Linked DNA regions of Mus musculus: regions 1 and 3 are each linked to region 2. Evidence: chromatin loops called from intact Hi-C (ENCODE). Cell type or tissue: left cerebral cortex. All regions are shown on one strand. Each heading gives the region's core, and the rest is flanking DNA. Links, peaks and the distances in the headings are about the cores only.

Evidence for each region. Hi-C counts contacts between places; a loop is a spot of excess contacts. Peaks named below come from ENCODE experiments on the same cell type or tissue, not always from the same donor. Only the 100,000 strongest peaks of a DNase experiment are listed, where the experiment ranks them.
Region 1: it touches region 2 in a loop (1.8-fold over the local background); 4 of 42 quality-filtered maps call a loop at or near these places.
Region 3: a loop joins it to region 2, with 1.9 times the contacts of the local background. A loop is called at or near these places in 4 of 42 quality-filtered maps.

What each region holds. Positions count from the first base shown.
Region 1 is chr16:29,845,011-29,855,745 of GRCm38, forward strand. Gm32679 (a long non-coding RNA gene) reads right to left here and starts at 4,912. Exons shown (of 4, transcript XR_875997.2): 1 at 4,540-4,912; 2 at 2,662-2,777. In left cerebral cortex, for the core only: a CTCF peak has its summit at 3,719; no DNase peak of the experiment used is centred there.
Region 2 is chr16:29,939,404-29,950,138 of GRCm38, forward strand. No RefSeq gene overlaps it. Among named protein-coding and RNA genes, the nearest start is that of Gm32796, 28 kb to the right of the region's middle. In left cerebral cortex, for the core only: no CTCF peak of the experiment used is centred there; DNase peaks (open chromatin) are centred at 4,762, 6,247, 6,916 and 8,526; H3K4me3 peaks cover 809 bases; H3K27ac peaks cover 1,140 bases.
Region 3 is chr16:29,832,511-29,843,245 of GRCm38, forward strand. Gm32679 (a long non-coding RNA gene) reads right to left here. Exons shown (of 4, transcript XR_875997.2): 3 at 2,059-2,149. Among named protein-coding and RNA genes, the nearest start is that of Gm32679, 12 kb to the right of the region's middle. In left cerebral cortex, for the core only: a CTCF peak has its summit at 6,257 (motif pointing right); DNase peaks (open chromatin) are centred at 4,912, 6,902, 8,983 and 9,796; H3K4me3 peaks cover 919 bases; H3K27ac peaks cover 468 bases.

The sequences.
Region 1 (10,735 bases), core at 50-8,049, 95 kb before region 2:
GTTCTCCTCTGCGAAGCACACTTAAGCACAGGGCTTCTAGGGGGCCTTGATAAATATTTGTCTCAAGGGCTTTGCTGTAGTCAAAGAGAAACTGTGCCCTGACACTCAGGGCTAAGACTACTTCAGGCTTTTCCTTCTAGGTCCTTCTCACTGACACCTGGCACCTGGTCTCCCACTCCACCTCCATCAAGTCCCAGCCATTAAGGCCGGTTTTGGGGGGTGGTGCTCTCAGAGTGACATATGGGCACAAGGTGAATTGTGGGAGACAACTTGGAAGGTGGCTGTAGGACCTGACACTAAGAGAAGACACCCCCTTCTCTGTGACCTACTTTAAGGCAAAGCTTACAAGCTCTGGGTATGTGGTGGGGGAGGGGCGGGGGCGCTCCCCAGGAGGAGGAAAACAGCCATTCAAGGAACAATACTGCTGGAGCAGTCTACACAGCAGGCAGGGGAATCGTCCTGAGCCTCTGACTCCCCTCTACTCTCTCTCCCCCAGCCATTACCACTTTATCACTCCGCTAGCAGATCCTGTTAGCACTAGCTGCTACACATGTCCCCCATTTTCTCTCACACGAGGGGGTGCTGTGTTTCCCTGAGAGTTTATATTTTCTTCTCTGCAAATTATTGTCATCATATCCCTAAAAGTAAGACAGGGAATCCAGGAACAAGCCAGTCTAAATATAGCCCCCAGGGAGCCGCTGTGTGTCTTGAGACATCGAGTTCATGTGCACACTCGGGTTAAAACTTAATGAGTGAGATAAGGCTAAAGCAGATGGCTCCAAGCTGTGGGTAGAGGCGTGTGCAGGGTGGAAGGCCTGTTGACGTCACTATTACCACAGTTTATCTCACAAACACAAAGCCCCCAGAGATAAGGGACACAGGAGCAGGCCTCTCACTACGAATGAAATCAACTCTCTTTTCTTTTTAAAACGTTTCTTGGTTTTTACTGTTATCTCATGTGCGTTGGTATTTTGCCTGCATGTATGTCTGTGTAAGAGTGTTGGAGCCTCTGGAACTGGAGTTCCAGACAGTTGTGAGGTCTATGTGATGGCTGGGAATTGAACTCAGGACCTCTGGAAGAGTATCCAGGGCTCTTCATCACTGAGCCATCTCTCCAGCCCCTCTTTCCTTCTCTTCTCTTCTCTTCTCTTCTCTTCTCTTCTCTTCTCTTCTCTTCTCTTCTCTTCTCTTCTCTTCTCTTCTCTTCTCTCTTCTCTTCTCTTCTTTTTTTCTTTTCTTTTCTTTAAAACAAAAAACCAAAAAACTCCAACTTTCTTTCTCTCTCTCTCTCTCTCTCTCTCTCTCTCTCTCTCTCTCTCTCTCTCTTTCTTTCTTTCTTTCTCTCCTGGAACAGGTTCTCATCATGCAACCCTGTTTGGCCTGCAGCTCTATATACCAAGCTAACTTCAAACTCTGAGATCCATCTGCTTCTCCCTCCCTCTCCCTCCCCCTTCGCCTTCCCCTCCCTCTCTCCCTCTCAAGTGCTGGAATTAAAGCACATAAGCCATATCTATCTCCCAGTGATCACTTTTTAATCTAATACTAAAATTTAAAATTAATACTAAAATACTAAAAACTAGCCTGGGCTGGAGATATGGTTCAATGGTTAAGAGCACTGGCTGCTCTCTCAAAGGGCAGTTCCCAGCACCCACATGACAGGCCACAACCATCTGTAACTCCATTTTCAGGAACTCAGCATCCTCTTCTTCCTTTATGTGGATAGGTTTTGCGTGCAGGCAAAACAACTATCCACATAAAATAAATAAAAACAAATAAATAAGTTTTAAAAATGAGATTATCCTATAATTTGGTGAGGAAGGATACAATAAAAAAAAATTCCAATTATAAAACAGAACCAATTATAAAACAGAAGGACCTTCCTGCAGGGAAACATAGTGTTTAAGATGTAGAAACTATCCTGAGATGGATGTATGTGTAAGTGACTTGTGGAAGATTCAAAGACATAAATTCTTTTTGCTTTCAGTCTATAGAGTCACAAGGCTTCTGAGCAGAACTCTGAAATCCCAACTCACAGGTCTCTGGCAAAGGGACAGCAGGGCCACTGTCCCAGAGCCAGGAAGTCATCACTAGCACCATAGAGTCTAACTGCTTCTTGCTGCCCCCACTCAACAGTGCAGGGTCATAAGGGTTAAACAAGCAAGTCCCAAGGGGCACATGCAGAGGTGCCTGTGAGCACAGAGGGAGAGAGAGGCTCTTGGAGGTGTTCCTTCTCTTATCTTGATGTGGGGCTGTTCAGTGCCCTTTGAATAACCCCCAAGGCTTGCACTGGAGACCGGTTGCAAAAACTGTCTCCTGGCTGTGGCCTTTGCAAAGGGTTTTGCAAAGATTAAGCTGTTTGATAATCAGGTAAACTTGGAGCTGAAAGGGACTTTACAGTTTGCCTACTTGGTGCCCTGCCCTCTCCATCTTTCTGTCTGTCTCTCTGACCATCCCACCCAGTGAACTGTATACATGATGAGTGAGTGTGTGTGCATGTGTGTGTGCGCGCATGTGTGTGTGTGTGTGTGTGCTTGTGTGCATATGTGTCCTCTCTCTCTTCAGGACATAGTTGCAGTTCACATAGGAACTATAAGTCACCCAAGGTCACACAGGGATTGGTACTGGAGTGATGCCAGAGATGAAGTGAGTTCAGGCCATTACCTTCCACAGCCTCGCCTGAGGACGGCTAGTTGGCTTCTGAAAGGTCTCACTCCATCCCAGGTCACATCTTTTCTCCCTCCACACACTCTCATGTCCGCTTGCTTCATCATGGCTAGCTGCAGGAAGAGAACTGGGAATAGTGGTTTTGAAAGACAGGTTCAGCCATCCCTTAGTGCTCGACAATGCCCACTCTAGCCCCAAGGTAAGAAATAAATAAATAAAATACATTTTAAGTAGCATACGCAGAAACAGGAACAAGAAAAACAGAACAAAAAACTGAAACTGAAACTTTTACTAATACCCAGTCCCCTAGGCCCCATGCCTGTATAGGGCCTGGAGAACGTTATTTTCAGGGCCATTCATAGCCAGGGCAGCCTGGAGAATTCTTCTTGACAGACAACAGTGGTCCTTCCACTCTGACACTTCCTCATGCTAGTCCAGGCTCTTTATTCTTAGTAGGCTTCTGACCCAACATGTTCTTATACACCAGCCTCGCTGAATTCTTCATTTAAAAGATTTTTAAATTTTTTTTTTTTACATTTATTTAGTGTGTTTGAATATCACACATGCAAAGGTTAAAAGACGACTCAGGGCAACCAGATCTCTCTTTCTACTATGTGGGTTCCTGTTGTCAGGCTTGGTGGAAAGTGCCCTTACCTGCTGAGCCATCTTGTGAGTCCCTGCTTTTGATTTTTTTGACAGTGTCTCTTTATACAGCCCAGGCTAGCTTAAAACCCACTATATAGCCAGGCTAGCCTGCTCCTGCCTCGGGTTCTGAAGTACTGAGATTATAGGCTTTCTTTACTGCACCAATATTTGTGTCATTTATTTGTTTGTTTTAAAAATTGCATTCGAGTGGCAAGAGCTAGCATTCACTATGTGCCTCTGAAGTCCTACAAGTGCGCTATCAATCTCTCTGCGCGCTGGGTAAGGGGACCATCCCTTCCTTACCTCAGGGATGGCAAGAGAGTGAGTGGCTCATTTTAGTGTTCCTACAGTCTTAGCTAGCGATCCCCACAAGCGCGAATCATTCCCTAACTTCCTCTGGATGGCGCTGTTCCCTCCGCCTACTTTTTTTTTTTTTTCAGCTTATGGTCTCCAGCTCACCTTTCCCAGTCGGCACACCATCTTGTAAGTTCTTGTTTAAGGTCCTGCACTTTACTGTCTTAGTGTGCTAGGGATTGTGGGTACCTGTTCCTCTGACCTCTGCTCCGGGACACTCCAGGTTGGCCGCAATCGCTTCTTGTACTTTCTCTGCATGCATGCCATGCAATCTCACATAGGATAGTTTTAAAACGCCTACCTACCAGTCACATGACTCAAAAGTTCTTAAAGTATCTCCCTGAGGATAACTCCCTCTCGAAGGTCTACCTCACTCTCTGAGTTGCGGCTTTGGCTGGTCCCCTAAGATGCCATATAGCAGAAAGCTTTAAAGCCTTCGGGACCTTAAACATGGTGTGGAGGGAAGGGGGAAAGGCAAGCTCCCTCCACCCCGCGCCTCTAATCAAGCAAACTTTGATGAAGGATTAGACTCTAGCATGACATCACCTACCCCAACCCATATCCCAGAGGCGGATAAATATGGGGGAGCATATAAAAAAATGACAAATAGAACATGTGGTACAAAGATAAATTTTTATAAAATTAGCAAATGCTACAGACATTTAAAATTTGTAGAAGCAGCATTTTCATAATTGTTTTAGAAGAAAAATACTTTTTAGCTTTTACGTATCTTTAAAAATTACCTTTTTTTACTCTTTGACAATTTCATACCTGTATGCAATTCATTTTAACCCTTCTCACCCCATTACCCTGTCTCACAACCAATCCTCACATTTATGCTCATCTTCCCACCAAACACCCTTCTTACTGACATACCTTTTTTGTGTGTAACCCACGGAGCTTAATCAGTTCGCCTGCAAGAGCATGGGAGGTTATTTACAGGGCAAAGGCAAATTATCAGTGCTTACACCAAAGAAGAAAACATCGCCCACATACATCACCACCTGTCAATCAGGGAGGGGCGGGTTTCATGAGCCCTTCTCTGGCCAATGATGGAAAGCTGGCAGGCCCAATCTTGTGCAGGTCTTGCAAGGGCAAAACCAGCTAGAGTTCACACGTGCATTGCTCAGGTCCTGCCACCTCGTTACATAGTTCAGGTCCTGCCACCTTGTTACATAGGTCACATTGTTTTGAGGCAGTCCTTTCTCGCCTCTGACTTAAGAGTCTTCCCACCCATGGAACAACGTTTAATCTACATTTTACCACTTTTTGATTGCTTCTTAGTGTACCAATGACTTTGGTATACTATTTTTTTTTTAACAGAAGTAATGCAAAGATAATTTAATCCTTTTTCAGGGCTAGTCAGAATTTGTTTATTAGTAGAAGCTGGGATGCATCAAATTAAGGATTAATGAATATTAATTTTGTAGCACTTCAAATCATATATGAACTTGAGAGTTCCACGAGTGTTCATTTTCAATATCTAAAAGCACAAGGTAGGGCTGGGCATGGTGGCCCACACCTTTAATCCTAGCACTCAGGAGGCACCAGCATGCAGATCTCTGTGAGTTCGAGGCCAGTGTAGTCTACATAGTGAGTTACAGGGCATGGGCACAACACAGTGAGATCCTGTCCCCAAAACAAATACCCTAATAAACATATACACAAAACACATGATAGATTTATAACTTAAATAACACTTTATTAAATGTAGTTGTACAGAACTTTCCTTGGACAGGTATTCAAATAAAAAAAACTTATTAATTCACCAGGAAAAGGAAATGGGTAACTAGACTCATTCTCACAGGCTAACTTTTAGCTCCAATCTGTGAAAAGCTTGCATACAGTCCCTCATCCACAGATCTCCACTCTTTAAGTCTTTGAAGGAAGGGGACTCTGGGAATCGAACCCAAGGCCTTGTCTAGGTAAGGCAAGCGCTTTACCACTGAACTGCACCCTCAACATGTGTTGTTTTGTTTTGTTTTGTTTTGCTTGAGACAGACAGGGTCTTATTGTGCAGAGCAATCTGGTCTTGAACTCACTAAAAGCCCCAAGATGAGTCTGAACTCATGATTTCCCTGTTTCTGCTTCTGCCCGCCCCACGCTCCACCCCCATTCTTTGGTGTGACCCTGTGACCCTTTGTCTGAGTGTCCATGCTGTGGCAGCAAGTAAGGCAAGGCACTGGGAAGTTAGCAACAATTTAATTGTACGAAAAGGACAGCCAACCACACAGAAGTGTCCCCAGTTTAAGGTCTTGTCACACACTGTGCTCAGTAATGCTAGAGTCCTCTTTATCCTACTTGGGCCTGGGTAGGTTGGAAGGAAAGCCAGAAGTGAAATGGTCACATGCTTAGCCAACTGAAGACAAATAGCAGGGAGGACACTCAGAGGTTGACACTTTACCACCCCCCTCCCCATCCCCCTACCTCATCCACTCTCACCCCCACCTCTACCCCTACCCCCAGTGAAACCTCCTGTACTTGAAGACAAGGCCTACTCATTCCAGGATGAGAGAGTTAGCCTGTTTGGTCAGTGAGTTAAACCAGGGAAGGAGAACACCGTCCCCCTTGACCCACAATAGTTTATTTTCTGTCCAAGGAACAACCCCACTAAACTGCCGGGGAGAGCTCTCTAGAGAACAAAGCCTTGATGAGTTCAATTACGGAGGATTACACCGAGTCCTGCTTCAAATATTTTGGCCTTGTGTCTCATTCCCAGGGCTTCAATTACCCCTGGCATCATTTATAATCCTCCTGACAGTCTTGTAAAGCAGGTAGGTGGGAAGGATCACTCTTTATAGCCTTAAAGTTCTCGTTCGACGGAGGCCGAAGTCTGGCAAATGAAATACAATTATCGATTTCATAAAAAAAAAAAAGTTGAACAGTGAAATCTCCACTTTTGTTAACTGCCTACCCTGTGCTTATCTGATGCTTTTTACAATGGTGTGTGTGTGTGTGTGTGTGTGTGTGTGTGTGTGTGTGTCTATGTGTGTGTGTGTCTATGTGTGTGTGTGTGTGTGTGTCTGTGTGTCTGTGTGTCTGTGTGTGACATGCCACTTACCAGGCACATTTTCACTGGGTAGACAACATCTGCTTTTCAGAAAGACAGACTTTTAAAGGAGCTAAATATTGTCAGCGACTTTTATTCCTTCTCAAAGGGATTACAGAGGGAAACGGCTTGAAGATGAAAGCGAAGGTTCCTCATTGAAGGGGCTATCTACTACTCCTGTTGGCCAAGAGGTCCTTGATACACATCTGAAGATAAATAGTTAATAAAGGTGTTTGGATTGCAACATCTGTTGCCGTCCTCGGAAGCTGCCCTGGATTGCGGAGTGGAGCATCAAATCTTCAGAGGGTTTGTAAGACAGAGATTGATTGGGGTCACCGGGTTACTCAGAAGTAAAATCCCCGTCCTTATCTTTAAAATGCAGTGTCCAATTGATTGTCTCTGGATCATTACACAAGGCTCATAGAGGGAAAGGCACGGAGGAGAGCGGTCAAACATTATCCTTTTCAAGATACTTCCAAAATAAACCATCCCCATGCTTTGATTTTCAGGGAGGATTCCCCAGACAGGAGTGGCAGCCAAGGTTCAGAAGTGGAAGCAGCTATGATGCATAAACACATCTGGAAGATTTGCATCCAAAGGGGAGAAGTGTTATTCCGGCTCCACCTGACTTCCCACATTCTATTCCCGACACAAATGGCAAATTTATCTAGGGAGAGGCAGGGGGATGAAGTGCAACCAGTAGGTCAGAGCGTTCCCCTACCATCCCCAAGCCAGAAGTCAGAAAAGTAACTGATGTGTTTTTGGCATTAAGATGTAAGAGGCATTGGCTGCCAAAGATCATCTTCAGTTAAGTCAAAAGAACCAAACCCCATACAGGATGTACCATTATGTCAACACTTGACCTTGAACAAGTCAGTTTCATTTCTAGTCTGCCATGGCTCCCCCATTTCTTTCCCAAGAAAGAAGTCAAATCATTTTTAACATTCTCTTTAGATTTTTTTTATAGATTTATTCATTTATTTATTTTATGTATGTGAGTACACTGTAGCTGTCTTCAGACACACCAGAAGAGGGCTTTGGATTCTATTACAGATGGTTGTAAGCCACCATGTGGTTGCTGGGAATTGAGTTCAGGACGTCTAGAAGAGCAGTCAGTGCTCTTAACTGCTGAGCCATCTCTCCAGCTCTTTTTTCAGAATTTAAATTTGAAAATCTACTGTCTCTGTTTCAATTGGTAGCTGTACTCTGAGTCTTGTCCTTGGGCCTATGGCTCCTGAATTTAGGAACCCACATCCCCAAAGATGGAGACTTTCAAAAGAGGAAGCCCAAGCCTTGATCATTGGTACCGTAACTTCAAAGGCCTTGAAAAGCTGGTCCTCTACCTCTGGGACACTAATGTGTAGAGGGAATCTCTTGTGTACTGTATGCATGAAGCACCTGTCAATCAAATGCTGATTGGCCTATAAGCTTAGGCAAGAAATAGAAGGTGAGACATCCGGTAGGGAGATGGAATTCTGGGATAGAGAGAAGGGTCGGGGGTTTCACCTGAGAACATGGAAGAAGATAGAAGCCACGTGGCAGAACTTACATTAGAATAAATGAGATATTAAGTTATGATCTAATCGGGGAACCAACCAAAAAAATGTATGCCTAAGGTGTTTGTAAATACATTTCCTGTCTCAGAGTCATTATTACAGGAGTTTGGGGCCGGGAGGAAAAACATGCACTCAACACTGATGTTAGTGGCTTTTGAAGAAAACCAGTGAGCAACCTGTCGATTCCTCAGCTTGATCTCAGAAAGTCTTGGAGAGAAGAAGGAAAAGGAGGTTGAGAGTGGTAGTGTACACCTTCAATCCCAGTACTTGGGAAACAGAGACAGTCACTTCAGGGCCAGCCTGGACTGCATAGTGAGTTCCAGCTCAAGCAGGGCTGCAAAATCATTCGAAGGTATTCCAATGACTGCTGCCATATAACCAAGAGTGAAAATTCTAAATCTTACCTGATACATTGCCTTCAAGATTGACTGGAGTAAACTAGGTTTAAAGTTGGGATGAATTTCCATTGTGGGACAAGAAAAAGAAAGGTATATTTTTTTGTGTTTGTTTGTTTGTTTGTTTGTTTGTTTTAGAGACAGGGTTTCTCTGTGTAGCCCTGGCTGTCCTGGAACTCCCTTTGTAGACCAGGCTGGTCTCGAACTCAGAAATCCACCTGCCTCTGCCTCCCGAGTGCTGGGATTAAAGGCATGAGCCACCACACCCAGCAAGAAAGGTATCTTTAGGTTCAATAATATTCATTTATTTTATGAAACACAAACTGTATTTAAATATATACACACATACAAAAGACAAAATGACATTTCATTCATAGTTGCTGTAGACCATGGCCTACTCGCTTCTGAGATGACTACAATTCTTTCAGTTTCCTCTTCTGCATGAGCAGTCAGACCTGAAAAGTAACTCCCAGCACCCAGATTCTCATGGCCTGCTGCAGGAGGCTGCTGGAATCTTGCAGTCAAAGGAGCCAACAGTTTCCAGGGCGGCATCTGCTCAGACAGGAATGTGTGAGAAAACACCAGGGCAAGCTCACCACTATATTTTATATTCTTAGACGAGAAGAGAGTCACTGAGGGGTGTCTGCTCTTTTCTCCTTTTGATATCTGGAAGGTCAGCACTTAGAAGCTGGGATCTCACAGACAGACTGTGAGTGTGAGCATCCCCGAGAGACCTACGGTTGGGATGCTGGAACTGACAACGATCCTTTCTTTCTAACACTGAACTGACGAGGCTTACATGTAACTTGCCAGTATTAAGAGTCACGAGGATCTTGTGTCAAGGATCTTGTTAAAAGGATAATAGAACACAATGTTGTATAGAAAATAGGGGAGGGGATTGAGCTGTTTGTAACAAAATTTGCAAAAGATTTTCGGCCTACAGTCAGACTCTTGTTCTGACTTTAAGATCATTGTACTTTTAATATGGAAGATAGGCCTGGAGAGATGGCTCAGTGGTTAAAAGCACTGACTATTCTTCCAGAGGTCCTGAGTTCAATTCCCAGCAACCACATGGTGGCTCACAACCATCTGTAATGGGATCCAATGCACTCTTCTGGTATGTCTGAAGGCAGTGATGGTGTACTCACATACATAAAACAAGTAAATAATGGTATAATATGGAAGATAGATCCATACTTAGAATTGTCACAGGATTTTATCATTTCTCTTATTCTCATCTCAATCTCAAATCACACAAGAAGAAAGAGGAAATCTACTCTCAATATCACGCCTGTGCCTTCAAACAACCACTGGAGTGCAGGCGCACACCTGCTAAGAGTCCTCCTCAGACAGTTCCCATGGCTCTGGCCGCCACCTCACAAATCTAGGTGCCGTAATGAGCCTTGCACATTTCCAAGAGCAAGCTTGCTTGCTCCCATTCAAAGGCTCGGATGTTTTCCTCTCTCCCATAATCCATTAATATATTTATGCCAAATTTGGAATTACACTGTAGAAGGAGGAGAGAGCCATACCAAGGACACGGCCACTCAACTCGAGTGTGCCTTTATTCCTTTCCACAGGCAAGATGCTTCTGGCTGGCCCACAGCTGAGTTCGCTCATTGTGCCAGGCAGCAGAGGCATCTGAACTAATTCCCCTCACTGCTAACTAGGCAAGTCAAGTTTAGGGAGCAGGGGTGGGGGTGGGGGGAAATTATATAATTTGAGTTAATTGGTTTGGGGCTACCCAAAGCCCCAGCTGTACTGAAGGGAATTGTTTGGTCTTCAAAACCCAATTAGAGTCATTCAGGAGATGTAAAATAGATTTTATTCTTCTCCTTGCCAAGCTGTTGTGAGGAGACTAGCCTCCATACCGTATAGGAAAATATCCTTTCATTATGGCTGCCCAAAGGCATCCTGAAAACAGGTAGATCCAAAGGCGTGGGGGCCAGCTACAAAGGAACACGCTAAGCAGCTCATTTCTTTTACAGGTTCAGGAATGCAGCTCGAGTGATAAGACAGGAACCTCAGTGACCCTTGAGGTCCCGTAAAATGTGTGCTCGATAATCAAATGC
Region 2 (10,735 bases), core at 910-8,909:
GGGGAGATTTCCTTTCAACAGAAGGGCTCACGCTTCAAGGTTCTTTGTAGAGATCTGTGGGCCCTGTAGGTTCACACAGAAGATTTCTTTTTAAGGATCTATGGTCTGTGGCAATGGGTGTGGCCCGGAAGGAGTTGTTAGTCTCCCGAGATGGTGACATAGAAAGGACTGTATTGGCTGTAGAGAGAGCCCAAGGTTCTGCCAGTGTCCTTCTGGTTCCAACTGTATGACAACCTCGGTTAGGCAACATTATGTAAAGTTGTCCGCTTCTTCCAAAGCGTTCCTCTGCCCTGAGGTCATCTCTAGGCCTATTAAGGTTCCCTTCAAGATTGCCAAGTAACGATCCAAGGGAAAGATTGGGTGTGCCCATGCAGCAGTCCTGAGGAAAGCATGTAGATGCTGGGGAATTAGTACAGGAGAGGCTTGTGGACCTGTGTCCTCCATCTGTCCCACAGGCATCTATCTGGAAGGCCTAGCCCCAGGAAGAGATGCTTTTGTGGGACCGGTGATATTTAAAGGGCAGAGATATTAGCCTCTCAAGAGAGAGGTAACATTAGAGACATAGTATATAGGGCCGGGTCTGAATGTGCTCTGCTTTGTATCAGGGGTGAGGGCTGGACAGCTTGGGGCAGCAGGGCAGGTCTCAGGGAAGCTGAGAGCAGTAGTTCCTTGATGGCCACAGAAGGGTTGCAATAGTTTCGGAACCAGAATGACCACATGTGCACATACCAGCCGAAGAGCAGCTCCCGTCTGAAACCACTTCTAAGCCGAGCTGCCCCTCTGGCAGAAGCTAGAATCCCATTGCTGCAAGCCACATTTTATGGAGTTCTTTTATTAGTCTCCCATGTAACCCATAGCCACATCATAAAATTAAATACCCTATTCTGTACATCAAGTCCACTGACTTCTTGAGCCCTGATTAACACTGGGCTTTTCCTTCTGGGGTTGTGTTACAGTAACGTTGTAACCGACAGTGAAGAACTCTTTGCCAGGAGCAGTCAAATCCTTCAGGCTCACAAGGCTTACTCTCAAATCACAGTGTGTCATGGGTGCGTCCCTCTTTCTCTGAAGTCTTTTTTTGGCAGCTTTTCAATAATGCCTCTCTGTTTCTTTCATCCCCTCTTCTCCTTCCATCCGACCCCTCGAATTGCCTTAGAGCTGAGTGTCCCTAGTGCTTGCACAGAGTCACAGGTCAGGGTAGCCCCAACTCACCCCTGAGAATAAATTTAGCCTGTGGCTAATATCCCAGATGGAGAAGTTATCTTTAGCCTGGCAGAGGTGGAGAGTCAGTCCGGGCCATGGTGCAAACAGCAGAGTTAGGAGGGGAGGGGAGGGAAGTCAGCCCCCCACACCTAGCCTACAATATACCATTCAAGTGTGCTCCTGGGTGACAGAGAAATAAAAGTCACCGTGCTTTCCAAATCACGAAGAAACACCTGGGAACAGTGATCTGATTCTCTCCCTACTATGAACAGAAAAGATGTCTGCATTGTGGGTCAGCCACATAAAACCTCAAACACATGTTCTTTAAAAAGAGCATCAAGCCAAGGTAATTTCCAGCCTTCCTCATTCATATCTGTTTACTGCTTGTTCATTAGTTTTGTTGCCTGCAGGTGTAAAGGTTTAAGACATAAGGAAAAAAAATGTGTGGGAGAAAAAAACCCTCCATGGAACACTCATGTGGCTTGAATTAAGGAAAGGACCAGGAATATTCTATTTTAAAATTGGAATACCTTGGTTCACTCCAGGAGCCCCAAAGGCTGAACTCACTCTGATAGCAAGAAAATGCTAGATTCCACCGGAGGAGACACTTGCCTTATGATGCTTTGGCTGTTCTGGTGGCACAAGTCTATAATCCCAGCTACTTGGGAGGCTGATTCAGGAGGAACACAAGTTCAGGGCTGTCTGGGCTACAGAGTGAGTTCAAAGCCAACCTGGGCAACTCGGTGGGAATCTGTGTCAAAAACAAAGGGGGGAAAGGAAGAAGATGTGCTAGGAGCACAGCTCAGTACCTGGCAGGCATGAGACCTTAGGTTCAGTTCAATCTCTAGAACTACTGAAAAGAAGAAAGAAAGATGAAGAGAAAGAAAGAAAGAAAGAAAGAAAGAAAGAGAGAGAGAGAGAGAGAGAGAGAGAGAGAGAGAGAAAGAAAGAAAGAGAGAGAGAGAGAGAGAGAGAAAGGAGGGAGGGAGGGAGAGAGAAAGAAAGGAGGGAGAGACAGAAAGGGGAGGGAGGGAGAGAGAGAAAGGAGGGAGGGAGGGAGAGAGAGAAAGGAAGGAAGGAAGGAAGAGAGAGAGAAAGAAAGAAAAAAGAAAGAAAGAGAGAAAGGAGGGAGGGAGAGAGAGAGAAAGGAGGGAGGGAGAGAGAGAAAGGGGGAGGGAGGGTGAGAGAGAGAAAGGAAGGAAGGAAGGAAGGAAGGAAGGAAGGAAGGAAGGGAGAAAGAAAGAAAGAAAGAAAGAAAGAAAGAAAGAAAGAAAGAAAGAAAGAGAAAGGAAGGAAGGAAGAAAGGAAGAAAGAAAGAGAAAAAAAGAAAGGAGGAAAGAAAGGAAAGAGGGAGGGAGGAAAAAAGAGAGAGAAAGAGAAAGAAAGAAAGAAAGAAAGAAAGAAAGAAAGAAAGAAAGAAAGAAAGGGAGGAAAGAAAGAAAGGAAGAAAGGAAAAGAGAGAGAAAGAAAGAAAATAAGAAAGCTAAAAAGGATGGACGGAGGGAAAAGAGAAAGCCTTCTTCTCTCACTAAAACCCTTCCGTGTCAGTCGGTACCCAGAGACTCCTACTTGGTTTTCATTGTAGAACAATTCATTAAAATCTTTTTGTCAAAACGTCTGAACACTTGTGGTTATTATTAGGGTAAATCCAGAGCCGAGGCTGAACTTGAGCTGGGGTCTGACATGTCTGAGCATGTCTGACAGCTGCGTGAGAGGCCCTGATCTCCAGGGAAGAAGCCTGTATTGTGGGACAGAAGACAGAGCCCCAGTTAATCCAGGAAGACGGTCTAGATGCTGGGATACGAGACTGGTTTCAGGATCCTTCCATCACATGAGCTTTGGACTTCTGGGAGCAATGAGACCATGAGAAAGAATTGGAAAGACTATGTAGCAAGATCTCATGTGAAGCAGAGCACAGAGCTTGGAGCTCTGATACGGGACCATCACACAGTAGGGAAAAAAGACAGGGTCACAAGTGGCTAGACAGTCCCGTAGGATCAGGCCCCAGGGATGCTTGGCCCTAGCAAGCCTTTCCTTTAAGAAGGCCATGGGGTACAGTACCCCTGGAGGGTCATTGGTATTTGAGAACCTAAGAAAAGTGAGCTTACTTTTAGTGAGCTCAACACTAAGCCTCTTCACTTTGGTATGGGCTTCAACACTAAGCCTCTTGGGCCTTTCCTTCTCTAGACTTGATGATGCTGGTTGCACAGAGGCTGGACAGAGTCGCCTCTCCTTGATCTTACGTGCGGACTCTCTGATTCTGCTGCTCATCTCTATGACTCCTCCTCCCCCAAATGTAACACAGCGGAGTAACCACAGAACATGTGTAAATACTTCCCTGAGCACCTACCCACCAATGAATTACTGTATCTCTATCAGTTACCATCCTGTGAGCCATCCTGACAGTCTATTGACACTTATTAAAATGGCTTCACAGTATCTATCCAAGCTGGGGGGCCAACTGTGACTTCTCCTTGGATCTTTCTTCAACTGTCCTTGCTTCAACCATGCCTTGCCTATGTAGTAAGGAAGAGGTCGGGAACATAGGACTCCACACTGTCTTAGTACCTAACATCGTTCGGAACGTGAAAGACTAAATCTGCGATTCTCAAAACCAACGGACTGTAATTCTCATCTCCACATCACCATGTAAACGTTGCCTACAAATGAATCCACTTCGTAACAACCTTTAGGATCATCATATAAATACAAGATATTCAATCTTTTAAAAAAAGAATTGAGAGAGAGAGGTGTCTCACATAGCCTAGGCTTGCCTACCAACTAGGCTTCATTCTGAGCTCCAAAGACATTCTCAATGATGAGAACTTGTGCCTTGGAGGAAGATAATTAATTAAGCAGTATGTGACTGGGCATAGAATTTTCTTTGTACGGCTGCTTTGGCTCATGGTTTGAGACAGGGTCTCACTCTGTAGTCCTGGCTGACCCAGAACTTGCTACATAGACCAACCTAGCTGTCCTTGACCTCATAGTGATCACAAGGCCTGCCTCTGCCTCCCAAGTACTGGATTATTTTATTTTGTTTTGTTTTGACCTTGACTCCTATCCAGTCAAAACTGACTCCTCGTTTTATTTTATGAATCTTTTGCCTGCAAGTATGTCTGTACACCTTGTTCAGGCCTGATATTCACAGGAGTCAAATGAAGGCATCAAGGTGTCCTGAAACTGGAGCTACAGACAATTACGAGCCACCATGTGGTTGCTGGGAATTAATACAGGTCCTCTGGAAGAGCAGCCAGTGCTCTTAACTGCTGAGCCACCTCTTTAGCCCCTAATTCTACTTTTGAAAGTATATTTATATATTACTCTTCCAATTAATCTTCAAAAAAAATCTAGTTTAAAAAAATTAAAGCAAAGAACAATATACAAACCTAACCCCCTAAGCAACAGGCCTAGAAAGTGCCTTTTGCTGATGCTGGACCCCGTAGGATCAGATGTCCAGCATGTCCTGGCTCCATCGACTGGCTTGCTGTACTCAAAATGGCTTGCGCAATGACTGGCCTGGCTCACAGCCCACACAATGCTCTCCCCCATAACTAGGGCAACATGACTTCCGTTTGTTGACTCGTCTCTAGGTCCAGGCCCTGGGACTAATCCTGTTTCTTGTCTGGAGGGATTTGAAGGGCTAGCAGCTTGGGTTGCTTAGGCTCAGCCAGCCTGGTTGCTAGGCTTGTTCTAGTCTTTGTGTTCTCTTGGCAGAGTGGTCTAGGCCTTCCCTGGTGGGGACACAGATGACCCTTTTTTTTTTTTTTTTTGCCTGTCTGGTCTTGAAATCCATGAAGGGATAAATATGACACCTGTGAGATGAGCCAGCCCCCCATGACACACATACCTATGTATTCATCAACCACAGTTACCAAACACCCCTTGTGTATACAATAGCAAGCCAGGCTTGGGTCAAAGCAAGTATGAAGGGGAGGACTTTACTCCGTCTAGTAACACAGCCCCAAGGCAGGTTTGATTTTAGGGAGACAAAGACTGAGTCTGGGAGGAATCAGAGGAAGAGATCAGATGGTTGTCAGACTTCTGAGGTGCTAGAATTTCAGCAGTTGCAAGCCGAAGGTTCCAGGGCAAGGAAGTAGTCTATGAAGGCAACCCTGTCGTCACAGAACTCAGAGTCGCTGGCCTTCTGCCCTCCCACTCCTTAGAGAAGCAGAAGGTGAACACAGCTTGTCCCCGAGAGTCAATTTTATGAAGGGCTTGTTCTGTCTGAAACACCTACCTTCCCACCACCATGTCTAGCGAACATCTACTTGTGTTAGCTATATTTCTCTGTGCCGTGATGTACTACCTAGTAAAAGCAGCTTAAGGAAGCAAGGTTCACTTGGGCTCCTGCTTTGAAGGAATGCCATCAGTCCATGGAAGGCATGGCCATCTCAGTGAAGGAACAAAGATGAACGCTAGTGTTTAGCTTGCTTCTTCTTCATACTCAGTCCAGGCCCCCAGACCATAGGAGGGTGCTGCTAACATTCAGGGTGGGCCTTCCCTCTTTAGGTAAGCCGCCCTGGAAGCATCCTCATAAGCCCCAGCCATCCAATCTCCTAGGTGATTCTAAACCAGTCAGGCTGACACATGAAGACACATGACCCCTGTTTTCAAGACCATAATACCTCAGTGACCTTCTCAGGCAGGATAATTGTCCTGTTCACCGTTCTCGGTGCTAGGAAGGAAGGGAAATCCAGACGTTAAGTGAGTGGGCTCTGATTCTATTTATTTAGGTTAGTGTGTGTGTGTGTGTGTGTGTGTGTGTGTGTGTGTGTGTGTATGTTTGTGTGTAGGAATCAAACCCTGAGCCAGGACCCTACCACTGAGCTGCACTTCCTGCCTCTAAAGTCCAGTTGAAGTTCAGCCCCTGCCTTTCTGAGTCATTTTATCACACAGTGAAATGTTCTGGCTAGGACTGTCACCTCCCTGAGGTCACCACAAATTAAGGAAGTCAGTAAGACCGAGGCAAGTGCCAGCCTCGGTGCCTGCTTTGGAGCCTTATAACCCTAGGCTGCAGTTACTCTGTAATCCACCCTTTGCGACTCTGAGAGGCCCCAGACCGGAGCTAGTAATTCTGAATTTATCTCTGAAGCGATTAAAGATATTCTCGCTGCAGAGACTTAGTCTTCTTAAGGGATGGGCCCAAATGCACCGGGAGAATAAACACACACGAAAAGAACTGGGAACTGGAAAAGTAAAAAACAAAACAAAACAAAACAAAACAAAACAAAAACCCACAGGGTCGGAGTTGCCAAATTCAGAAGAGAAATGGCTCCTGAGCCCCTTTCTACGGCTTCAGCTGGGATCTGGACGCTGGATTTTCCAGGCTGCCCTGCTCCTGCCCCGTGCCAGGTCACAGCGCGGCCCTCCCACCCACGCGGGCCAGCAGCCGGCCAGGCTGGGCGCGGCAGGAAGGCGAGCCAGCTCCAGGCACCCTGATCCTTAACTGCCGCTTCCAAAGTCCCGGCTGATCCTAATCAGTGTGGGAAAGGAGCGCCGGGGCCCAGCCCGCCGCCGGAGACGCCGCCTCTTTTCATAAACTTTATCGCCGCGGTGCACAGCCCCTGATAAAGCACCATAAATAAACGAGCAGGCCCGAGTGTGCGGCTGGCCGGAGGCTGCCAGAGCGCACGCCCTGCCTCGGCCCGCAGCTCCCGAGGAGAAATGAATCATGCGCCAAGCTCAAGAGGGATCCGAGCTCCCCCCATCCCAGCCCCTGCAATCGCAATGCTATAAATAAGAAGGCAAGCCTCCCCCTCCTTGGCAGCATTCAGGACCACTAGGAGTTTCCTTGTGGCTGCCGGCCACCCTTCTGGCCTGGGAGCTAGGAGTGTTCTTGCTTACCCTCCTGCTTCAGGTCAAGTTCCTTGGGCCTGGGTTGAGCCTGGGCATGTGGCTCCATTATCACAAATTCCTCTGGCTCTTGCACAACACCCCGGCTGGAGCCGGGAAGGGAGGGGCGAAGAAAGGCTTGAAAGTCTCTGATGGCAGGTGATCCAGGGAAGGGGTCCCTTCTGCTTAGATAGCCTGTTCCGGTCAAACCCTAGGAGAAGCGCAGGGGGCTAAGCTCGACCGTGTCCAGTTGACTCAGGCGAAGGAACAGTAAAGATTCTGGTGGATAGGGAAGGAAGGGGGCCTTCCCGCCTCATCCCCCGCCCCGGGAGAGTGTGTTCAAAGGCTTCCGATAAATTATTCAACATCTTTTATCCTTCAGTCCTTAAAAAATGTTTTTAACTTTATTTTTAATTTTAAATTATGCATATGCACGCCTGTCTGTATGTATATATGTGCACGTGAGTCCCAGACCAAGGCATCGTCGGGAGCTACAGATGGTTATGAGCTGCCTCTATGGGTGCTGGGAACTGAACTCAGGCCCTCTGCAAGAGCAGTGTGAACTCTCAAGTCCTAAGCCCTCTCTCCAGCCCCCAGTCCTTGACATTTTTTTTTCTTGGTGGGTCTCTACGTTAGCCAATGGTACCTCTTGAAAACACGCTTGTGGTCTGCATCAGGCTTATGAAGTCGTCTAGAAAGACAGGTGTTTGGCACAACGTGTGCCAGCTCAGCACTAATGCCCAGTTCTCAGGCTTTCTGGTCCAGCTGCAGCCACCTGGCTCTGTGGTCTCCCCGCCTTTGCTTCTCCCTGGGCCAGAGTTTCCTTATGTGTCTGATGCTCTCTAATAGCTCCCCCAGCTTGCCTAGTCTCTGGAAAACACTATCATTCTTCTACACTCTTCCATTTCTGGACTGTCTCACCATAGTTAACTCTGATGAAAAACACTGCTTTGCCTAATTGAAAGAAGCCAGAGCTGGGAGAGACTCCATAACCAATCCCTGCTTGAGGTGAGCACAAGACTGTCCCTCACAGGAACTGCTGTTACTCTGTGGCGGGGGCTGGGGGAGCTAAAATATAAAAGCCCAATAATCTCTAACAGCCTCAACTCAGCACTTCTCTGAGCAAAAGTATAAGCTCCGTTGTGGCAAATGGCTTTGCTTCCTATGGGAGGGAGGCACCGATTGGCTTGAAACATCTATTCCAGAGAGCACTAATGCTGCTTTCAGTGGGGGCAGACTCTGGGGGAGGGGGCAGCCTCTGGTGGCAGAGGACAACCTAAGTGGCCTCTGGCTGATGCTGGAAGAATGGGTCGGGTGCCAATCCTGCTAGTCACGGCTGAGGAGAGGAACTCAGTGAAGTCGGCCATGAACAAAGACCTGCTTCTTCTAGACCCCATTTGTGACACAGTATGTCCCTGGGAACATGCGGCCCCAGACAGCCTTCATTTCCTGCTCTCTGGACAGAAGGGCACTCAGTCTTGTTTCCTTCATTTACATAATGTCAAAAATGAGTCACATTGTACTGTCATTTGTTGAGAAATATTGGCAAGAGGTTCTGATCATGGTTGGAGTTGAGTCCTTAATAAGGAACAAGCCTTGGGCAGGACTCGGGCACTGACTTAGCATCTGCGCCTCAGTTTCTCTATCTGTGCAGCTGGAAGACTTTAGAGGTTTCTTCCCACTCTGCATTACAGTGACTCTGCTGTACATGGGGGTGGAGTGGGGAGGAGTATTTGAGATGAAGCAAGACTTTCAACTTTCCAGAATAGAGATAGGTAAGGAAATATGTGAACATTTTTTTTCCCAAAAATTGTTCTTGCATCTGATTTTGCCTAGTATTATAAAGGTTGGCAATTGTCTTAGTCAGGGTTTCTATTCCTGCAGAAACATCATGACCAAGAAACAAGTTGGGGAGGAAAGGGTTTATTCGGCTTACACTTCCATACTGCTGTTCATCACTGAAGGAAGTCAGGACTGGAACTCAAGCAGGTCAGAAAGCAGGAACTGATGCAGAGGCCATGGAGGGATGTTCTTTACTGGCTCCCTTCCCCTGGCTTGCTCAGCCTGCTCTCTTATAGAACCCAAGACTACCAACCCAGGGATGGTCCCACCCACAAGGGGCCTTTCCCCCTTGATCACTAATTGAGAAAATGCCTTACAGTTGGATCTCATGGAGGCATTTCCTCAACTGAAGCTCCTTCCTCTGAGATAACTCCAGCTGTGTCAAGTTGACACAAAACTAGCCAGTATAGCAATCAAAGAAAACACATCAAAATGTAGGCTTGAACATCATCAGGGACCCAACTTGCTGTGTTAGCTGTTTCAACACTGTGATAAGATGCTGGTCAGAAACCACTTACAAGGAGGAAAGTTTTCGTCTTATTTTGGTTAGGTTGTTTGGTTTGGTTTCAGGGGTTTCAGACCACGGTCAGCTGACTGCATTGCTTTAAGCGTATGCCAAGGCAGAAGCATCATGGCCGAAGGGCACAGGGAAGGAAAGGCTGCTCACATGGTGAATATAAGGGAGCAAAGGGAAACTGGAAAGGTTAGGGCAATGGTATCTCTATCCAGGGCACGTGCTTTCTCCAACGAGGCTGTGCCTCCCGAAAATGCCATCATAGTATGAATCCATCAAGTATGGATTAATCCACTCATTAGTCAAAGGCCTCAGAATTCAGTAAATTCTCAAATGACTAAGCCCACCAGGCTGGATAGCAAGCTTTCCACACATAAGCCAGGGGGCAGGGGGATTCATATCCAAACATAATACTTACTAATTAGTTGTATTACTAATTACAAGAATAGGGGAGCCATTGTAGTGGCTTGGAAATCTTTGACAGTCACAGAATTCTGTAGAGGAAAAAAATCACACCCACTCTGTACCCAAGGACAAATCAATGACCTACCTGCCTTGGCAGATCTCCGGAATCCTGTCACCTGAAGCCTCAGGGATCTTGTTAAGAATTCCTGCTCTGGGGCTGGTGAGATGGCTCAGGGGGTAAGAGCACTGACTGTTCTGTCAAAGGTCCTGAGTTCAAATCCCAGCAACCACATGGTGGCTCACAACCATCTGTACAGCTACAGTGTACTCATATACATAAAATAAAAATAAATAAATACATCTTAAAAAAAAAAAAAAAAAAAGAAGAAGAAGAAGCCGGGCATGGCGGCACACGCCTTTAATCCCAGCACTCGGGAGGCTGAGGATTTCTGAGTTCAAGGCCAGCCTGGTCTACAAAGTGAGTTCCAGGACAGCCAGGGCTATACAGAGAAACCCTGCCTCAAAAAACCAAAAAAAAAAAAAAAAAAAAAAAAAAAAGTGAAAATTCCTGCTCTGGAGAGCTGGAGAGATGGCTCAGTGGTTAAGAGCAGTGGCTGCTCTTCCAGAGGACCTGGGTTCAACTGTCAGCATCCACATGGCAGCTCACAACTGTCTGTAACTCACACCCTCACACAGAAATATGTGCAGGCAAAACACAAGTGCACATGAAATAATAATAATTAATAATAATAATAACAATAACAATAAAGGATTCCTGCTCTGGAAGATAAGGAAACGCTGAGCCTGAGTTTTCCTAATCTGTGAAGAGGAAATACCACTGCCCCATAAACAGACTTCATGTGGTGGGGGTGCTGATATAGATCTGTGCTATTAGAACCCATTGGTTCTCTGCCTAGCAGACAGAGAATATTAATA
Region 3 (10,735 bases), core at 2,503-10,502, 110 kb before region 2:
AGAGATATGTATACTTACATATATTTAACATATGGTAGGTATTTCACATCCAGTTAATGTGACTGAGTATTCAAAGAGGCATGGATGGTTAAATAGATACCATTATTTTTTTATTCTAACTTATTTTTAGCTAACTCATTTTAAAAGGAAACTATCAAAAGGTATATATCTAAAGACCACTTGGTCAAGAAAGACATCCAACACACGAAAATCTTGTCAAGTGTCTCAACACCAGTTGAAGTGGGGCTAATACCTTGTTGTTAGTCCCACACTGACCCCAACCAAGGAAAGTGAGACTCCATTAAGAGAGTTGAACCAGGGTGGCTTAAATAGACACCAAGGGGCCAAGGGTGAAGCTCAGTGGAAGAATGCTTACTGAGCACGTGTAATGACCCCCTTTAATCCCAGGATCATAGTAAGTAAGTAAATAGGAGCCCATGACACATTTATCTCTGGGGCCAGCACATCTTGTCAGGAAGTCAATGGTCAGCACAGGACATGCTAATGTCTTTCCAGGAGTGGGGGTGGGGCAAAAGTACAACAGACTCAAAGCTTTGAAAAGTCCTGTTGGTGTGTGGTAGGTATGGGTCCATCCATACTTGTGTGTGTGTGTGTGTGTGTGTGTGTGTGTGTGTGTGTGTGTTTACTTGTTTGTTTTTGAGACAGTTACTCTGTGTAGCCCTGGTTATCCTGGAACTCACTCTATAGACCAGGCTAGTCTTAAACTCAAAGATCTACCTGCCTCTGAGATTAAAGGGGTCTATCCCACCACCAGGCTCCATCCAGACTTTCTTAGAAATCCTATTTCCTCAACAGGGCCTGCTTTTAGCAGAAAATGGTGGTAGTCTCTTCCAAACCCTCAGGAAGTCAGTCCCTACAACTCAAAGACTGACGGTGCAGTTCCCACTGCAAGGCCCAGCCTCTCCTCAGCCCGGGGACTCTGTCTTCTGCGTTGTGTGCCCCCTCCACCCACATACTCCCCTGCTCATTAACAGCGACTGCAGTGTCTATTACGACTCCCGCGCCATTTAGAAAGCACAGTTGGTCCATGATTTATTCCCCCACCTCTCACCAGTGCTTAGCATTGTGCTTTTATTCCGCTAGTGCTGAATAAATACTTCAAAAAACGCTAAATAATACAAACTCTGAAAACGGCTCTACTGTGAGTACCCGTTAGCAATTTTTGCTACTTTCTGATTTGAGGTACAAAATAAATCTGCTTTTCCCTCAGAAGATTCTAAGTGTAGAAGCAAAGTCTCTGCGACATAGTAAGTTTAATAACTATAGATTGATTGATTGATTGATTGGTTGGATGTATATTAAATATTGTACATGTATGTATTTTGTTCCTTTGATTTTTCTTTGCCATGATGAACCCAGAGCCCCGTGCCTGGGGCTCATAGCAGGCAAATGCTCAGTCACTGGGTTATACTCGTATGACCTCTGACTTGGGAAATTAACTGAAAAATGCATATAAAGCATGGGCAGGAAGATAAATGCACAGAGTAACTGAGAACTTGTGGCAATCTTCAAACTGAAATGAAACAAGCAAACAGTATCGGGAGGGGGATGGGTGTGTTCGTATCACACTGAAAAGCCACCATTCCACCTGCTGTAGGAACTAAGTCTCCAGCCCGTCACACTGGTTATCTCTATGACATTACACAATGCCACCATACGGAAGGTGCCTTCTAAGCCTTCTCAAGTTAACTCTCAGACTTACTCAATTTTCTGAGCTGAAGAAGCCCCCTTTGGGGAAAATTCTGAAACAGGATTTAGCTATAAATAAATGCACTTTAATTTCTCTCTTCTAAATTGCGCAGGTCAGAACGCTTCCTAGGGTCTGGGTTTTCTTTAGTGAGGAAGATGTGCAAATGAGGAATTGAATGGTAAGTCAGACCTTGTCTGGAATGAGGCCTCTCTGCTTTTTAATAGGCCTCTTTCCATTTGGTTTGAAATAAAGTGGCCCCAATTATTTTTAAAATCCTTTAAAGGAAAAGATATCCATAAATTATGTTGTAGGCTTCTTCTGGTTTCCCAGAGAAATTAAACTCTTACCTTAAGTGACTTAAATCGCTTGCACGGAACTAGACAAAACTCCCTTCTGTTGTGTTACAAAAGGCAGACACAGCAGCACGGAATTTCAGAGCTAAAAAGATAAATAGAAATAGATATAAACACACCCCGGCAGCAAAACTCAATGAGGGAGATCAAAGCTAAAACTTCCGCCTTCATAGAGTTCCCCTTAAGATTTTTTCCCCCTCTTTTGCACCATAATCTAAGCCTCAGAACCTTGGTTCCTATTCAGCCCCAAGATCAAACAGCTCGCACACATCTGCTGGGTTAGGGGATTCCTTCTTTCTTTCTTTTTTTTAAAAAGGCATTCAATAATTGGTGGGGTGAGGGGAGAAGAGGAGATTGAACATCAGCATAAAGACAACAGGAAACCGCACCACCACACTCCTACCTATGCAAATGATGGCCGTGGGAGCCCAGTGTATGGACACGTGAATCTGTGAAAGGTAATGCCAGCACACTCCAAGAAAAGGGTTGGTTTGTTTGGCTGGTTGTTGGGTTTTTGTTTTGTTTTGTTTTGATTATTTACCCAAACAAACACTGGGCATTATTTAGCTTTTTCTTTTTTTTTTTTTTTTTTTTTAAGTTGAGAGGTTATCATTTTATTTCCTGTCTTTCCCATGGAAATCCTGTTTCTGGTCTCTTTCAGATCAAGGTAGGCAAATGCCAGGCCTAGGTGGGGGGTCTATAACCCAGGTGCTGCCAGACATGCACAGGGGCTTGGTCCCCACTGAGTAGTAGGAGGCAAAGACTCAGAAATGCTGGACTATGTCCAGGACTGCAAACTTTGGAGGAGATAGCCTACAGATATGATGGCAAGGATGGAAACTAGGGTTCTGGAGAAGTAGGCAGAAGAACCCAGTAGGATTGATAGAGCATTCAAAACTGAGGGCCTAGGGAGACCCTGGGTGTTCATTCAGTAAGTTTATGCTGTTCGGGCAGGAGGTCTGGAACTTAGCTGGCTATAGCAAGGCATGTGTGTAATCTCAGGGCCAAGAAGGCAGAGATGGAGGGGCCTCTGGAGCTTGCTGGACAACTGGACTAGTCCAATAGGTGACCCCCAGATTCAGTGAGAGAGCCTGTCTTGAAAAATAAGGTGGGGAGCAACTGAGGAGGACACCCAATGCCAACCTCTAGCCACAGGCATGTGTACCTCTCCCCTCTATTCTTCCCTGACACACACACACACACACACACACACACACACACACACACACACACACACACACAGAGAGAGAGAGAGAGAGAGAGAGAGAGAGAGAGAGAGAGAGAGAGAAGTAAATGTGGGAATGCTCGCATGCCTAGGTAACTGGAATGGTATGTAGAGGCTGGGACTGAAGACACCATGGAGACCAGTGGCAATCTTGGCAGTAGAATGAGAGATTAAAGCCACCATTTATTACAATGTTGGATTTGTTGGCTCCCGGGTTTATCTTTTCTTCTATCCTAGATACTCCTTGTCACCCTGAATTCTTACCTTCTGTTTCCAAACAGTAAGAGTTACAGCAAACAATTGGTCTCTGTCATGATGCAAATGAAGAAGAGCTGTGTGTGTGTGTGTGTGTGTGTACACAAAACCGACAGTGACGAAAACCTCAAAGTAACCTGGGGGTGTGCGTGTGGGACCAACCTAAGTGAATCCCAGCAGACAAGATGGTCTAGTCATGTCTCCATTTTTTGTGGAGTTTCTCTCCCCCCCGCCCCCCCCCCCCAAAGACCAGGAGCCCTGCTATTTCAGGGCTTTTTTGGCCTCTGATATTCTCTTACTCAAGATATGAAGGTGAGCCTGCCATTTGGCCACATTAGGGAAAGCTAAACAACTATAACAAATCACCCCCAAATCTTAGAGGCTCCATACAATGTTTATTTCTTGCTGGGGCAAACACTACACACTTAGCTCTGTCTTCATGCTACCTTGGGAGCCTAAGGTGCTTCCATCTGCCACTGCCTGCAGTGTAATCCTGGACTGGACAAAGAACTTCACTTCCATGAACTCAAATTCTTCACTTACAGGATGGAGCTGGTGTCCCTGCCCACGTAGCACATAGCACTATTGTGGCTGTCAGTGCTTAATAAATAATCATTATAATTATAAAAGCAATTGGCATTTATTAAATTCTTATTAAAGGCATATTGCTGTATATTTGATGGACATTATTTCACTTAGTCCTATGATAACACTGTCACAAAGTTCTACTACTATTGCTCTAGCTAAAAGGTGGGAGGGATATTTACACTCAGATATGAAATACAACTGTAGTGTATCTGCCCCCCCCCCCCCCCCCCAAAATCAGGCTTTGTATCTTACTGATCTTCCTTTTAGCAACACGATTGGCCCAGACGTAATGAACATTCCCCACCTCCACTCTGGTATCCAGCCTCATGTCATCTTAGAGAGCGTGCTCAGGGCTCAGAGCACAATAGATGCTTAGGAAATAATTGTCCAGTCTGTGTGATCTGCCTTCACACTGCAAATTACTATGGGGAAAATAGTCCCGTGTTATTTTCTTTTTCTCTTCAGAGCTATACCAAAATCACAGGTGCAACGCAGAGGGCCACTGAGTCCAGAATGTTGACAGCCTCACAGCCCAGAGTGGAGAAACCTGCTAGCTGCAGTCTGTCAGCTTTCCTGGTGAAAGCCTGGAGCGGGCTGATGCCTGCTCCCTCTTGGCCAGTTCCCAGGCATGTGGGTCGCCTATACAAGTCTTAATCAAGTCATCATATCTAGCCAGTGTCTCCTGGATCCCGTCACTTCTGAATGAGAAAAAAAATTGCGGACAAATTTCTATCAGCAGGAAGTTGGTGCTCTCCTGCGAGGCTGGATGAAAAGCCCCTGTGACGTCAGCAGTCTCCTGCCTTCCCACGCCTGCTGCGAGCTTTGAAGCTGCGGGCTTCTCTGTTTATGCCCCTAGCAGACCACCTGCCCCTCTGAGTCCCGTTCAGGCCCCACAACTGCTTGGGCTGCTCGGGATGAGCCCAAAGCGTCCTAATTATGGACATTGCTGGCTTGTTCTGGTCAAGTAAGAAGGGTCTGCCCCACATCAAGAAACTCACCGGCACCAGCGAACCCTGGCCTCGCCATTGTCCCCGCAGTAAGGAGCATTTGATTGAGGGCCAGGACAGTTTGCTGGAACTTATAAAAGCCCTGTTTGAAGGAAGGGGCTGCCTGGCCTCCCTCTACACGACCGATACTTTCCAATTTGTAATAAAGACTGTGAGAGATAAACCAAAAACACTGCTCGCGCTTCATCAGATTTTTTTTTTTTTTTTTTTTTTTTTGCGTCCTTCCCAACAGAGTTTTGCTGGAGAAAAAGAGCTGAGGGGATAAAGATATTGCTAGAGCTTAATGCCATAAATCTGATTAATCTACCTTGTGACAGTCGTCACAAAAAAGTTAAGGGTCAGAGTCTTGCCTGAGACCTGACCTTTCACCTGCAGCCAAGGCGGTCACAATGGGGGCCTACAGGCCTTTCACCGCTACCTGCTGCTTTGGACAATGCAATTGGACACAGTGTTCAACAAGATGGAGAATACCTCAGGGCCCAGTCCCTTCTTCTGTCTGTGGACAGCAAAGCATCCAGGACAGCATATTCACTTTCCAGATGGGAAGAGACAGGAGCCACCTCTGGGATTCAGGGACAGAAAACACAAATAGACGACTCTCCGTGGTGCATTTGCAAACTTACATTTAATGTCTTATAGAATATTTAAAGTTAATCAAGTCTGGGTCCTTTGCTAAGGAAACATGAGGGTCCACGATGCTCTTCATACAGGATGCAGTCAATGCCTAAGATGGTGAATCGTCCTTCCTGCCTGCTCATAGGGGGACTAATGGGCACTTGTAATAATACATTACACAAAGGAAGATATACAAGAAAAGAATCTAGATCTCCTAGTCTGGGGAAAGCGGACCGAGCCTCGCGTGACTCTTTTGCTTCCGTTCCACTTTTTTGTTTTGAGACAAGGTCTCCAACGACTTTGAACTTTTTTTTTTTAAAGATTTATTTATTTATTTATTTATTTTATGTATATGAGTACACTGTAGCTGTACAGATGTTTGTGAACTCAGGACCTCTACTCGCTTTGACCCAGCTGGCTCCAGCCCTGCTCATTCCAGCCCAAAGATTTATTTATCATTATTTGTAAGTACACTGTAGCTGTCTTGAGACACACCAGAAGAGGGCGTCAGATCTCATTATGGATGGCTGTGAGCCACCATGTGGTTGCTGGGATTTGAACTCAGGACCTTCGGAAGAGCAGTCAGTGCTCTTACCTGCTGAGCCATCTCACCAGCCTGACCTTGAATTCCTGATCTTTCTGCCCCTACTTCCTAAGTCCTGGCTGTCCAGGCAAGAGTCACTACATATGGCTTTCATCTTTTGTTCGTTTTTGTTTGTTTGTTTGTTTGAGACAGAGTTTCTCTGTATAACCAGCTCTGGCTGTCCTGGACTCACTTTGTAAACCAGGCTGGACTCGAACTCACAGAGATCCTCCTCTCTCTGCCAACCAAGTGCTAGTATCAAAGACGCGCCCCACCACGCCCAGCTGGCCTGAATCTCTTAAATTTCATCAGTGCACCCGAGGAATGGTGAAGAGATCCATGCCCCCTCTATTGACGTTCGCATTCACGTTTTCTTTAAAAAAAAAAAAAAAAAAAAAAAAATTCCTCAGACTGAGCAGTCTGAGCAAGTAAGGCTCTACTAGCTTATCTAAGCGCCCCGCCCCCACTTGCCAGTTGCGGTAGTGCGGTCTGCGAACAGCTAAGACACTTCCCAAGGTTTCTGTGTCCCCGCATGTTGCCACCCTGTGCTGCCAGCAACGCTTGCAGCTTTCTGGTTTTGTATTTCATCTCAGCCTTAGCAGGATGTGTGAGCAGAGAGAGCATCTGGCAGAATGGCACCGCGAAATGGGAACCAGACGCTCGGTCGAGCGCCACCGAGAGCTGTTTATCCGTGGAATTAACCTTTTGTTCTGCGTTTGCTCTGTGGTAGGCTTGCACTGTGCTTTTAAATTCGCACCCTGCCCCGTGTCTCCAAGAGGCAGCCTGGTTCTGCTGAGTCAGCGCTTCTCGGGCCTGGCAGAGGCGACTCGGAGCAACTGGTAGCAAGAAAAGCTTGCAGCAGCCCCCTCTGGCAGTCACCTTTGGCTCCCTGTAGATTTACGACGGCAGCAGATGGGCCCAGGTGGACTCAAGTGAGAGTCTCAGACAGGCCCAGTTCCTCTGACTACTGTAATTGTGTCTAGACCAGAGGGAAGGCGCGCACACCTCCTGAATGCACTTTGAAACAACTCAAAAGTGTGAAAGGAATTTACTACCACAGGAAGGTCTGGTCCAGGCAAGACACCAGAATGGGTCCAGAGGAAAGGAGGGAAAGCAGGAAGGAAGGAAGGGAGGGAGGGAGGGAGGGAGGAAGGAAGGAGAGGGGGAAGGAGAGAAGGAGTGAGAGGGAAGGAAGGAGAGAGGGAGACAAGAGCTAAATTAGCCCAGATACCATCTTCCCTACCAGTCTGACTCGCAGGTAGTAATGCTTACTGATAGTCAGGCAGATTACTTCTCATGATTCAGCTCTGCGAGGGACAGCCTACCTTCGTGTGTCCGTCTGGAGGATCAGATGGTGCTGGGCATAATACCAGGGGAGGTGGCAGCAGTAATCCATGATCTTGATAGGTTTACATGGAAGCTCCCTCCAGATAGGAAACAGATCAAAGGGCCCCGGCTCTGGTTAAAGAACTAGGTGGCCAGGGGCCCAACGTCCTGCTACCTTGCTTCCCCCTTTCTCCATCAGTGGGCCCACCTAAGGGGAGACCCCTGAGAAGAGTTAGTTCTAGCAGCAGTACAAGACACCCTAGGTGAACTGTATTTCTGGGTTTTCCACCAAAGGGGATCATAGGTTGCTGGGGTCAGAGGAGAAGAAGAGGGAAGCAAGCTTGGGGCTGGGGGTCTCCCTGTGGCAGATACACATTTCCAGGCTATAGCGTGCTGCATGTGACCAAAACTTCCTTGAACTGCACCCGTGGCCCCACATCCAGATAACCAGGCTTCATCTGGGTGCCATGTGTCTGGTGTCTCAGAGATTTCATTTTAACATTGAAAATATAAACATCACAGTAAGGGGAAGGCTTCATCTAGTCACCTTATGCTTATGAAAAAGGTTTTCTTGTGACTTACAGACAAGAAAACTAGATAATAAGCTGTGTGTTCTCCAAGAGGCTTAGAGCTTGGTGCTGGTGTTCAATAGGACAAACTTGACATTTGGGAAACTACATTTTAGTGACGAAATTGGTGAGAGGCTAAGATAGCATTTGAATAGATGAAAAAAAAAATGTGAGCAAAATACTGTTTCGGAAGAGCATCCAGTCTGGCAACTTATTACCAAATGCTGGCATCTGGAGAGATCTGATTTGACAATTTGGTTGAGAAAAAAAAAAAAAAAACAGAGATGGACTTGAAAAACAAGAAGGGATTTTTACGTGGCCCAGGAAAGCTGTCCCCCAAATTCCAAGGATCCAGAGTTGATCATCCATAGAGTTCAGGTAATGTAAAGGGCAGAGGGGGTCCAGAAATATCCTAGAAGGGTGTCTGGGGAAGAAGAGAGGGAAAGCTCTTCAGTGAACTCCACAAGGCAGTCAGCGGTGGAGGGAAGAAGGCCAGAGAGAGCTGCCAGCGGCTGTGATGTGGCCGTATGGCCGAGAGGAAATGGCTCTCCCAACCTGCTATTAAAGCAGCTGTGGTCAGACCCATGGTGACAGCTCAGTGCTGGCATGGAGCACAAGATGCTGGCTGGCCCTGGCCATTAGGATTAGTGGGAAGACAGCTCTCCCAAGCCCTGGCTGGACCTGGATACACTCTGCAAACTCACTCTAGTGCTTAACTGCTCTGTACCCACCTAGTCTCTCCCTGCCTGGATGGCTGATGTTATACCTTCCTTTCTACAGCTAAAATCTTGCTTAAACCTGCCACCCTCCTACAGGTTTGCACAAAGTAAAACATTCAGACCTTAAATGCTCAGTGAAGTTTGACAAATGAATGTGCCCATGTGATCTAGCACCCAGTCAGAAACATTTCTACCACCCTGGGAGTTTTCTTCATTCTCTATCCTTGTGTCCCTCTGTCTGCATAGAGCATAAAGCAAACGGTAACCTGGCTTCCTATTCCCAGATTGGATGTTTTCCTCTACAGTGTCACAGAAGTAGAATGGTGTGACGTGCCCTCCTTTCTGGCCGGCTTCCTTTGTTTGGTGTGCTTTCTGAGGCCTGTGTTATTGCATGCTCCAGTGGTGGGTTCTTCTTTTCTTTGTTTGGTCTGGATGTTATTTCATGGCATGGATGTACCACAATTAGCTACTGATCCCTGCATCCATTTTGGGATATCTAAGATGCATTTGGTTGAAGCCTTTGTGACCAAAACTGCCATAAAAAGTCCTGAGGAGTCCACCATGAGTTCATTCAACCTGATTTCATTTTTTCGAGGCAACCACCTACCAGGGGAATTGCTTGATAGTGGGGCAGAGGTGTGTTGAAATTCCAGGCAAATTTCCAATGTGGATGGTTAGAATTTCACAATTTAAAGTAGGAACACAAAGATGGCCCCTGTGTTTCAGGCACATAAACATCTATACTCTCAGGAGGGCACAGGCTTAGACAGTGTCCTGCGGTGGCCATGTGTAAGCTGTGACAGCTGCAGTAGCTGTCATGTTCTCCTTTCTCAAGAAAACTGCGTGAACAGATGGCACCTGTGATGTTTCTAGCGCTGTCTCGACACAGAATCTTCCACTGATTTTAGGCAAGAAAATTTTTGGTGATTATCCTCCTTAACAATTGTGATCTACTTTGCAACTTAAGAATAGAGTTATTTGATGTGCCATCTAACAGCTTCAGGCCCTGACTCTGATATAACACTCGTGCTAGGTAGTTTTAGATCAACTTGACACAAGCTAGAGCCATTTGGGAAGAAAGAACCCATGCTAAGAAAATGTTCCCTATCAGATTGGCTTATGGGCAAGCCTCATAATAATGAGGATAATGCCCTCAGATCACTGGTGTAGGGCTGTGAGGTCCTGAGGTCCTGCATTGTCAACGGCTGGAGTCCTGAGTGGTCAGTAGCTGAAGTGAGTCTTGGGTGGTTAATAGCTAGAGTGTGTCCTAGGTGGCCAGTGGCTTGGAGTCCTGAGTGGTTAGTAGCTGGAGTTCTGAGTGATCACTAGATGGAGTGAGTCCTGAATGGTCAGTGGCTAGAGTTCTCAGTGGCTAATGGCTGGAGTGAGCCCTGGGTTGTCAACAGCTGGTGGTTAGTGGCTTGAGTCCTGGGTCTTCAGTGACTGAAGTGAGTCCTGGGGTGGCCAATGGCTGGAGTGCTTGGGTGACCAATAGCTGAAGTCCTGGGGGTCAATGGCGAGAGTTCTGGAGCATTGGCTGGAGTCCTGGGGGTTCAATGGCTGGAGTCCGGGGTGGCTAAGTCTACTATACTCACTAGTTTTACTAATAAGAACAAGGTGAAGCCAGTTTCCCTCTAAAGCACTGACTGTGTGGCAATTGACCAGCTAGAGCCTTCAAAGTGGGGAGAGACTGATACTTGATAGATGACTAGATCCTGGAAGTCCTCTTCACAGGTAGAAAAATTTATCACATGATCTTTATAGGGAACACCCAGGGGACAGGG